Linked DNA regions of Homo sapiens: all the other regions are linked to region 1. The links are chromatin loops, found by intact Hi-C in ENCODE. Cell type or tissue: A673. All regions are shown on one strand. Links, peaks and the distances in the headings refer to the core of each region. The heading gives the core; the rest is flanking DNA.

Region 1 (3,741 bases), core at 560-3,059:
GAGCTCATTTATATCTTTGGTGAAGTGTAGAACTCATACATACCTCAAAAATGACCTGCTCCTTACTGAAGCACTTGATTTAAACCACGGAGATTTTTTTTCTTCCAAAGTTAGGATGAAATATTTTACATATAGCAAATAAAGGACAAAATGGCTTGGCTAGTTAAGGCATGCTTACTTCACTTTTAATATAGACAAATAATAATTCAAAATCCTCTTTTTATTTTTTTAAGTAAAATTATGTCCATCCCATGTGCAGATTCAATTTACAGACTAAGTACACAACCAAATCTAGCCTCCCTGGGAACCATCCATTCGCTTAAGAAGGTGGAGGAGACACTGCTGTATTTTCTTAAAGAGATTTCTGGCATTTTTTTTCCTCCTTCGTGTCGCCTTAAAGACTACCTTGAGAAATGTTGCCCAGCAGTAAAAGGAAAATGAGTTCAAGCTTCAAAATCAGGAAATTTGGGTAATAAAATGTACGTTATAAAGTCAATGTTGATCGAAAAATAAATCGAGCCCTTTTAAGTAGGTTGTCAGCCATGAGAAGTGAAGACCATCTGACTTCCTATAGAATTATTCAGCCTTCCTCAGGCAAAGGCTGCCTCCAGAAGGCTCGGAAGCTGCAAAAGTCTACGTTGACCCAAGATGGTAAAGCATTTGAACACACATATGGGATATGCACTTATTTACCATGTACTATGTTCAATTTAAAGAAAATAAATGCAAAGGCAGGAACCACGAACAAATAGAGGGTACGATTTTCCATAATTGCAAGGAGACTTAGGTAATGCTCTATGCGGTGTTTGATTTAAAATGTTAAAATATTAACAGAAGTTTTCTACAGCAGAGTGTTCCTATCACAGTGAAATGACTCATAAGAATGCTAAATTCAAACCAGATGGGCACAAACATTAACTGAAAAAAAAATCAGATATTTAGGGGTCAGCATGGGTCTTCATAAAAATGAAGACCTTGTCTGAGTTATTGAAAAATGAACTTTCAGTGATAAAAAAGAAAACAAGAGAAAATAGTAGTGACTTTATTTTAATTATACAAGCCACTGTCAATTAGAAGAGCTAACATTTACAAAACTTTGTATTGCCATTTTAATTTGAAAAAGATGACTATGGTGGTCTTGAGACTTCAGATAAACAGGGATGTCAGTATCTCCTTTATAGCCAGAGTCAGGGACTCATTAGTTCAACTATGTGCCATGCTAATAGTCTACCAGAATCTCCTCGCTTCTCACCGAGAAAGAACCATCATTGAAGATTTGTGTAGTAGAGAAACCTCCAACCATCAATCTGTGGCATAATGCCAGCCTTTGCTCTTCCTTCAACAGACCACAGAGGAAAATTCTCATTCCTGGGTCAGACATCCCACCAAATCTCCTCTGCTCTCTTGTTAAAAATATGTTTTCTTGCATTTCTCCTTTTTTATTTGTTCCTCCAGAGCTTTTTACCATTTGCAGATTGTCTGCAACATGTGCTGGGTTTAAATGTGTACATACCCTACAGAAAGAAAAATATGCGGGCTCAGAATTAATATTGTTTTTGACTTATAGGGAAATTCCAGTTGTGTTTAACTTGGACTGTGGGATCCAGGAACTTTACAGAGAGGAGAAACCAATGTGTTTTGAGCAAAAATGTGTATGGGGAGTTCCCTACTGTTTTGTTGCTGGAATCTTGGACAACACAGAGAAAAATGACAAGCACATAATTTAGTCTGGCAGCCATACCACTCTGTGCTGTGAGCCTGTCAGTTCTTTCTAGCTAAGTAAGTGCTGGCCTGCTTTGGTGCAAGGATGAGAGACCTCCCAGGAACAAGTAGGTACTTCAGGAGATGGTGTTTCGCATTCAGTAGGTGGCCTCTCCTCTCCGGGTCCATGTGAATCGATGCCCCGCGTGGTGTTAGGGGGCACTGTCTGCACTGAGCTGTTTACCTTTTGTATGAAACTTAAAACCACAGACCTAACCATTTGTGGTCACCAGAGATCTTATGGCAGACTTTCTAAGAGCAGTTGTGTTAACTCCAGAATCCTGGCCGGAGTCCAACTAAAGTAATTACATTCTGCCTCCCTAAAATACCCCCTGCAGTTTCAATTGAATACAATAGTCTTAGCCCTCTGTCTCAAAGCTGGGCATGATATTAGGATTCCATGCAGGAACAGCCTGTGATTCCATGCTAAAAGAAGTGATTCCCCAATCCTCACCAAGGTGTAGTGATGCTTAATTAATTAGTGCTCATAAAAGCCTGCGGAGAACCACAGTTTCAAAGTGCTCACAGTATGCAAAGTGGCAGGAATGTTCACATGTTCATCTGTCTGTAAAAGCCAGCAGTCAGTGTGGTCTCAGACTGCCTTCACAGAAGCAGAAATTCAGGACAAGGGAGGTAGGGTTGTGTCCCATTGCCCTCTGGCCTGGAAATATATCTGGAGCAGTGTGCTCAACTCTGGAGATGCACTTAAAAAGGGTACCTCATCTAGGTAGAGCAAGTCCTCAGAGGCCATCAGAATGAGGAAGGATCTAGAAATGATGTCATATGAGGGATGGTTAAAGGAACTTGGGGCGTTTAGCTAAAAAGGAAGGAAGGAAGGAAGGAAGGAAGGAAGGAAGGAAGGAAGGAAGGAAGGAAGGAATCCATTCACCAAGACCAAATTCAAGTCTATCAGATGAAATGCAGTCCTCCAAGGACTCATTTAGTCCTCACTGTCTGTAGCACTAATTTGGACCTTTTCACAGGCTCTTATTGGCTATCTAATTAATTCTGAATGTCTTCTCTCGTTCAACATGTGTCTAAGACTTCCCAGAGCAGGCACCATGCTTGATAGGTCGTATCTGTAGTAGTGGTAAGCAAAGTAAATTCAACTCAGTCCTTTGCAGGAGCTGTTTATTAAGAACCTGTGACATGTGTGCTGGGTGTACAAAGATGACTAAGATAAACCTGCCATCAAGTGTGACTTCTAACTGTATGGCATAAATTATAAAAGAACAGATAAATAAAAGAAAGAAAAAAATCCCACCAAGTTAGAAGGTTCAGGAAAGATTTTTATGAAGGAAGAACATATTTTTTAATAAGTTAACGTGTCAGGGGAAGACATTTTACAGGGAAAGAGCCTTAACCCTTTCTCCACTTAGAAAAAAAAAAGTGCAGCTTTCTGCCAGCACTCATTTAATTTTACATAAACACACTCCTTGAGGCTGAAGAAAATCTGACTGATTTTCAATGTGAAAATAAAATATAAAAACTGTTCTTGGAGTTATTTCTAAACAGAACTAACATCAGAATTGTCTGATTCATTGAAATAGTCTATTTCAGAAAAAAGTCAGATTCATCAAATTAATCTTCAGCTAACAACTGTTTGAGAACAATGTTACCACGTGTAGGAATGTCACATTTTCTAGGATTTGACATTTTCAGCAATCAAGAATTACTTTCTCTTTCTCTCTCTCTATATATATACACACACATAAATATACATATATACACATATATTATATATGCGTATTTATATATTACATATAAACATATATACACAAATATGTATATATTATATATACAATATATACACAAATATGTATATATTATATATACAATATATACACAAATATGTATATATTATATACACAATATATACACAAATATGTATATATTATATATACAATATATACACAAATATGTATATATTATATATACAATATATACACAAATATGTATATATTATATATACAATATATA
Region 2 (3,193 bases), core at 689-3,188, 100 kb before region 1:
CCTAATGAGATGTGTGCAACTCTTGGCTACAGTTTTCATCTCCTTATTACTTCAAGGCTCCTCTTGGGAGCTACACAAGCTCAAAGGTCCTTTGACCATTAGGTGACAAATGAGAAGCAATTTTTTAAAAACATGTCAAGGTAAAAGCTATTGTCTATAACACACGGCCATGTCTTTTTTTCTTTTTTTTTCTTTTTATTTGAGACGGAGTCTTGCTCTGTCGCCCAGGCTGGAGTGCAGTGGCACCATCTCGGCTCACTGCAAGCTCTGCTTCCTGGGTTCACAGCATTCTCCTGCCGCAGCCTCCCAAGTAGCTGGGACTTCAGGTGCCCGCCACCACGCCTGGCTAATTTTTTGTATTTTTAGTAGAGATGGGGTTTCACCGTGTTAGCCAGGATGGTCTCGATCTCCTGACCTCGTGATCCGCCTGCCTAGGCCTCCCAAAGTGCTGGGATTACAGGCGTAAGCCACCATACCTGGCCCCATCCATGTCTTTTAAGTTATTAAAGATGATCGAAGCTCAGGGGTCCCTACCAACTCCTCAGTTACAGAAACAGGACTCTTTGGGGATGTCGGAGCCAGCTGCTTATTCTCCATGTCACCTGTTTCTGTTCCCTCTTTGCACCACAGAAGCACCCTGTGTTAAGTCTGGCCGAACCATGACACTTAGGAGAGCTGAGAATGGGTTTTCCAACCTCATTCCTGACAGGGAGGATTTTTCTTCTCTTCATTGAATGCACACTTGTCGTACAGAATCCGCACATGTAACCAAAGACCAAGTCACTGGGAAGGTGAGAGCTGAGGTTTGCAGAGGTGGGAAAAGCCACCTGCCCCACCACATCAACCCTTTGGGAACCATTCCTTCCTTTGAAGGGTGGCCAGCCAGGGCTATGCCAAGAAGAGAGAGCTCTCCACTAACTAGACATTTGAGAAAACCATCATTCTGAGCATGTGAGAGCCACATTGCCTCCAAACCTTTAATGAAGTGAGACTTCCACCCTCTGACATCCTAGTCATGTTCCCAGTACTAACTGATAGTTACTAGTAGAATTCTAAGGTCAGCAGAAAGATACATTAATAAAACAACTATCCACATTGTCTTATCCACATTGTCTTAAGGACAGTTAAGGAAACAATATGACCTACCACCATTTTCATCTGAATTGTGTCTAAAGGGTTGGAATTCAGGAGTTTCAGCAGCTCACATCAAGCAAAGTTTCTGGGAATGTTTTGAAAAGCTGATCACATTCCATCTAGTACAAGGTCTTTGTTAAGTTCATGGCCTGAAAATTCTGTTTCCTTCCGGATTTGAAAGTACCTTGGTTTCCGGATAGTATAGAAAAATCAAACAGTTAGAAATTGAATAATTACAGCACAATCCAGGAGGTTTGCCAGCTTGACTGAGTTCTATCAATTTTTTAACCGTAAGAAGGAATAAAATATACTTGCTGGCTTTTATGCCGTGGTCTGTTTCAGAGTAGTCACCTAAGTCCACACCTCATGTCAGAATGAGAAGTGAATCATCTGGGGACAAACGAGGTGTGTATCTGCCTAACAGCTTAGTGACTTTCTGGAATTTAAATATTAAGTGAAAGGACAGGGTCACAGGGCAGCTGATCTTTGGCTCGTCTCTCTTTCGTCTGCCCATGGCTTTGATCATGCTACATCCTCCTTTGTGGCCAGGGCTCCACAGAGAATCTCAGGGTCATGGCCTGTTGCCTAGTCAAGAGGTATAAACCTGCTGCTTAAATATGTGAAGCCCACAGTTTGGGGGTTGGGAGTTAAAGGGGAGGTAGCCTCATACGTTCCACTTTTCCCACAAAACCCAAAGCAGACTAAACAAAACCGGTGTGAAATCTCATGACTTGATGCTGCCGTGGTTATATTTTTCAAGCTGTAATCCATTCATTTGTATGTGTGTTTATTCCCAGGATTTACAGCTCGCTCAGTCTTCGGGGGGAAAGAGAATATTTGAAACCTTTTGCAAAGGGTTTGAAGTATGCAGTGGCCTGTGATTAAAGCCCAGGATAGAGTGTGTGTGTGTGTGTGTGTATGTGTGTGTGTGTGCATTCATGTGAATGTGTGAGTGCCCATTCTTGTGGGGTTTTTTTCTCCCATTTGCTGCTTTTACGCAAAAGCATCACACATGGTAGCATTTAGGAGCCCCTTCACAGCTGAAGTGTTTCAAACACTAATGAATGGAAGTTTGGTCATATAATGCAGACAAGCTTTAAGGCATGCTTTACTGAATGGTGTACTGTAGTGACCTGGGAAAGGAAGAGAGGTATAAATTGTGTCGGTTAGCCACCCAGACAAAATGAAGCCATGTGGAAAATCAAATCTATTAAAGTATGAAGACTGTTATAAGCTGTTTTAAGCTGGCCATTCTTAAAGGGGCTCGGTCTGCTGCAGGAGTAAATGTTTACCTCTTCCCCCAGATCTTTTTCACATGCCGTCTTATGAGACAATGTGCAGCATTTGATAAAAATCATCCTCTCACTAACGACGCTTTTATCGGAAATGTTTATTGTCTCCGCTTTACCACCCATGTCCTGAAAGGTACTGCACATTTGTTAAATAAGCAAAAGGAAAGAGAACTTTGCGGCTCAAGCCGGCTCGCAGAAACCCCAACAAATTCCAGAGCCATAAGGAATCAGAAAAAGGAAAAGGGAAGGAGGAGTTAGATTTATATGAAGAGGGGGCCTTGCAAAAACATATATATTAGATTTTCTCTGCTTGGCTAGCCCACCATCAAATGTTTGGTCGATGCGGATTAGTATTGAGATTGAGCAGTTAACGCCGAACTTGGGTCACTGTCTCAAAATGTGCTTTAATAAATACAAGGGGGAGGAAATGGATTTGGGAAGGCTCGTTGTCAGCTCTGCCCCTGCTCTCACACTGCCTCTGCACAGTGGTGTAGGGGTCACACACAGGTGTTGGCACCAGTACCAACCCGACCCAAATCCTGGTCCCACACACCCTGTAATTTTGGGCACATTACTTGTCTGTGCCTTGGTTTTCTCAGATGTAAAACAGGAATATTAACAGAAGGTGCCTAAGCATCTGGTAAGCACTCTAAAAATACCAGCTATTATTACCAGTATCTGGAGGGTGGGTTCATTTATACCTTAAGAAAGGATCCCCCTAACTCTATTTTTCTTGTGTGCCGGTTTTTAAAACTGATGAATGGCAT
Region 3 (3,193 bases), core at 689-3,188, 410 kb before region 1:
GCAGATATATCTCAGGTTTTAAAAATCATAAATTCTGTATAACTTCCGAGGAGCATAAATTGTACAGAAAAGTAGTACAGCTGGAAACGTTGAGGCCTAAGAAATCAATCAACGAAAACAGCCTGAACAAAGCAGATGATAAGGAAGAATTGAACTTGACACAGATACATTCAACACAGAAAGGTACTGATTCAAATGGCACCTGGAGCTTACGGATGGAATCCAGAGAACCAAGGAAGAATGAAATGCCGAGTTCAAGACTAAATCGTCACTGATATGGTCTTAAAGAATCCTTTTGCTAGCAGTATACGCTGTTTAATTGAGTGACTACGTTCTGGGAGATCCTAGCATTTCCAAAAAGCACACTGGTGTTTTGTAGTTGGTCTGTGGGGTTAATCTGATAGGTAGAAGCAGGGATGTGACTCATCGTGGATGGGCTCTATCTGAAGCAGGACATTTTGTTTACAACATTTATCATTTGCTATTGCAGTAGCAAAGACAGTTAGTGAACACAGGCTTATCAAAAAACTAGAAGAAAAATATAACAGTGCAATTCCGGACTATTCAAGAGAACTTCTCTCAGTCTGACTGGCTGATTAACTAAAAAATGGCTATCTATCTTTTACTCAATTTTAATGAATATTATTAAAAGAAATACCACAAATTAAAATCAACAACAGTTAAAGTGATACTCCGTAAGACTTAGAATTATAAAATTTGTCCCTGGGATATTGAATTTATTGAAATAATTGTTCCCACTTTCCCCTCACACAACTCTTACTAGCAAAAACTGCAATCTGTGAATCATTAGGATCAGAAAACTGACTGATGAATCAAATTTTGTAAATGTTTACCCAGAGAAGAAAGAATTGATCCCAATGAAAATTTAAATAAAATTTTAAAAGGAAAAACTGGAAATTGTTAAACTGTTCAAGAAACCAATCAAGATTTAAGAAAAATTGCTTCAGAAAACATTTTTTTACAAAAATGCATTAATGTTACTGTTCCCATTTGAAGGTTTGTTTTCATAACCTCAGCCTCAAAACACCTTCAAAGAATGTTCAGTCAAAAGAAGTCAGTATCAAATATATTCTGAAACCCCTGAATCTGGTATGTGGAATTCAATTTATGCCATTTTATCTCCCGACTTTTGCATATATTGTTCTCCCTGCCTCGAATTCCTTTCTCTGTTTTGTATTCTAAGACAACTCAAGATTTATGCTGCAAGACTCAACTTACAAAAATTGCCTACAGATTGGACCCTCCTAACCTTTGGGCAGAGTTAGATACTTTTACACTGTATGTTTTTGTAAGGCTCCTGCATGAATATTCTATCATATCACTATAATTTCTTGATTATAGGGCTGTCTCATGTACACTAGATAGGAGATTTCTCTAGGGCATGGCTCATGTTCTAGTCCATTTGTTATGAAATCTCTGGCACATAATAGACATGTAATTAATTATTGCTGAATAACTGAGTGGACATGTAAGTGAGGTCTCTATGCTACTCACTCATTTATTTCTCTTGTCCTTTATGAACAAAATCATCAAATCTGCACCGCAACTTTAAAGATGTATTTAAGAAAAAGTTCTCTCCTATACATTCAGATTAGTACTAAACATGTATTTTGTGATGTCTCTCTATTAGCAACACCCCTTCCTTTTCTCCTCCTCCCTATCTATCATCAAGAAAAGCAGTGCATTAATGGGAATCCACTTGAGACTGGGATGGCCGGCTCAGGACCTCTTCTCTCTGGGTATTGGTGGGGGCATCCCTAGAGTGTGGGAGCACTTTCTGGGAGGTCCAGAGGTTAGGTCAACCAAGGGCTTTTTCTTTCCATCCCTTCTCAATTTGACTCTGGATTCAGCTGAATATAGTTAAAGGATTAATTGCCATCATTTTGTTCCCTAAATTAAGAGTCATTGTGGTAAGAACCAAGCATAGCAATATGGGCCAACCACAAAGAAATAAATTACTTTGTAAGTTTCAAAAGATTTTCACCAAATTACTGCCCTGTGCAAATGATGTTGGGGGGAAAATTTTGTTTGAGAAACATTTTCTTTTGTGACTATAATAAGGTATGTGTACCCCTGCTGAGATATGAGTCACATCCCCTGTGTTAGGAAACTGTGGATAGTTTTTGTGGGTTTGGGGTTTTGTATTAAATTTTCAGTGCCTCATGTTTCCTATGACTGATGAATGGATCATCACCTGACTCATAGGCTCTTTTGCTATGGATCACCGAAGTGCAGCTTTTAAAATTCAGTAATGTGGCACCCAGCTGCTCAGAGTTTTAATATGGAGCGAGTAACACCGGAAACATGTAACCAGTGCTTTGAAATGTACATTTCTGAAGTCACCTCTTCCCAGCTTTTTGCAGAATTATAATTAAACTGGTCTAGACTAGTTTGCAACTCCTATTTTTAGAGACCTACAGTGCCCCTTTTTTGGTCTAAGTAGGGATACAATAAACATATGGGTTTGTTTTTTCCAGATTAAAGACATGCCACTGACCTCAATTTCAGCATTCTAAAAGTGAACATTTATTTATTTATTTATTTATTCAACAAATACTTACAGGATGTCTACCTTGTATTCCACTTATGGAGATAGTGGTACTTATTTAGATAGCCCAGTGTGACTGAAGTTCAGATTATGGGAATTTGTAGGGAGAGTATAAGGGATAAGATTGGAAAGAGCAGTCAAGAGCTAGATCTTAAAGAACCTGTGTGCCAAGCTACAGAGTTTGGGCTTTATCCTGAGATCCAGGAGGAGCCCTGAATTGTTTCCACAGAGGGGTGAAATGAGACCTTTTGCACCAGAGTTGAGGAGAAATTAGATGAGGGCAAAGTAAGATGTGGAAGGCAGACCAGTTAGGAGCCTATCATCGTCATCCAAGAGGCAGATGGGGTACAGCCAGAATGAAAGCAAGATCAGTGGGCATAGAGCTAGAACTAATAGGACCTGGCAATGAATCCTGGACTGTGGTTTAGAGTCCTGGCAATCAGACTCTTAATGTTGGAGCCCAACCCCCATCACCACCCCAAAGGCAGAATCCTTGGTTCTCCTCTTTTCTCTGGAAACACACACTTCCTTGCAATCACAACCAATTTCAGGATGACACTCAAATTTATATCTCCAGCCCAGGCATCTCTGAACTCTAGACTTGAATATTCAACAGTCTATGCA

Evidence for each region. A loop is a pair of places that touch in the nucleus more often than their neighbours do. Peaks named below come from ENCODE experiments on the same cell type or tissue, not always from the same donor. Only the 100,000 strongest peaks of a DNase experiment are listed, where the experiment ranks them.
Region 2: it touches region 1 in a loop (4-fold over the local background); 1 of 110 quality-filtered maps calls a loop at or near these places.
Region 3: it touches region 1 in a loop (6-fold over the local background); 1 of 110 quality-filtered maps calls a loop at or near these places.

The regions. Positions count from the first base shown.
Region 1 is chr12:66,064,494-66,068,234 of GRCh38, forward strand. It overlaps the pseudogene RNA5SP362. Among named protein-coding and RNA genes, the nearest start is that of LINC02425, 35 kb to the left of the region's middle. RefSeq lists an enhancer at 2,161-2,270. In A673, for the core only: a CTCF peak has its summit at 1,909; DNase peaks (open chromatin) are centred at 638, 1,308, 2,048, 2,688 and 1 weaker place; H3K27ac peaks cover 2,500 bases.
Region 2 is chr12:65,959,707-65,962,899 of GRCh38, forward strand. All of the region lies in intron 4 of HMGA2 (high mobility group AT-hook 2), which reads left to right. Among named protein-coding and RNA genes, the nearest start is that of HMGA2-AS2, 13 kb to the left of the region's middle. In A673, for the core only: no CTCF peak of the experiment used is centred there; DNase peaks (open chromatin) are centred at 1,315 and 2,185; H3K4me3 peaks cover 1,291 bases; H3K27ac peaks cover 2,396 bases.
Region 3 is chr12:65,654,902-65,658,094 of GRCh38, forward strand. No RefSeq gene overlaps it. Among named protein-coding and RNA genes, the nearest start is that of MSRB3-AS1, 14 kb to the left of the region's middle. RefSeq lists an enhancer at 1,525-2,724. In A673, for the core only: no CTCF peak of the experiment used is centred there; a DNase peak (open chromatin) is centred at 2,180; H3K27ac peaks cover 847 bases.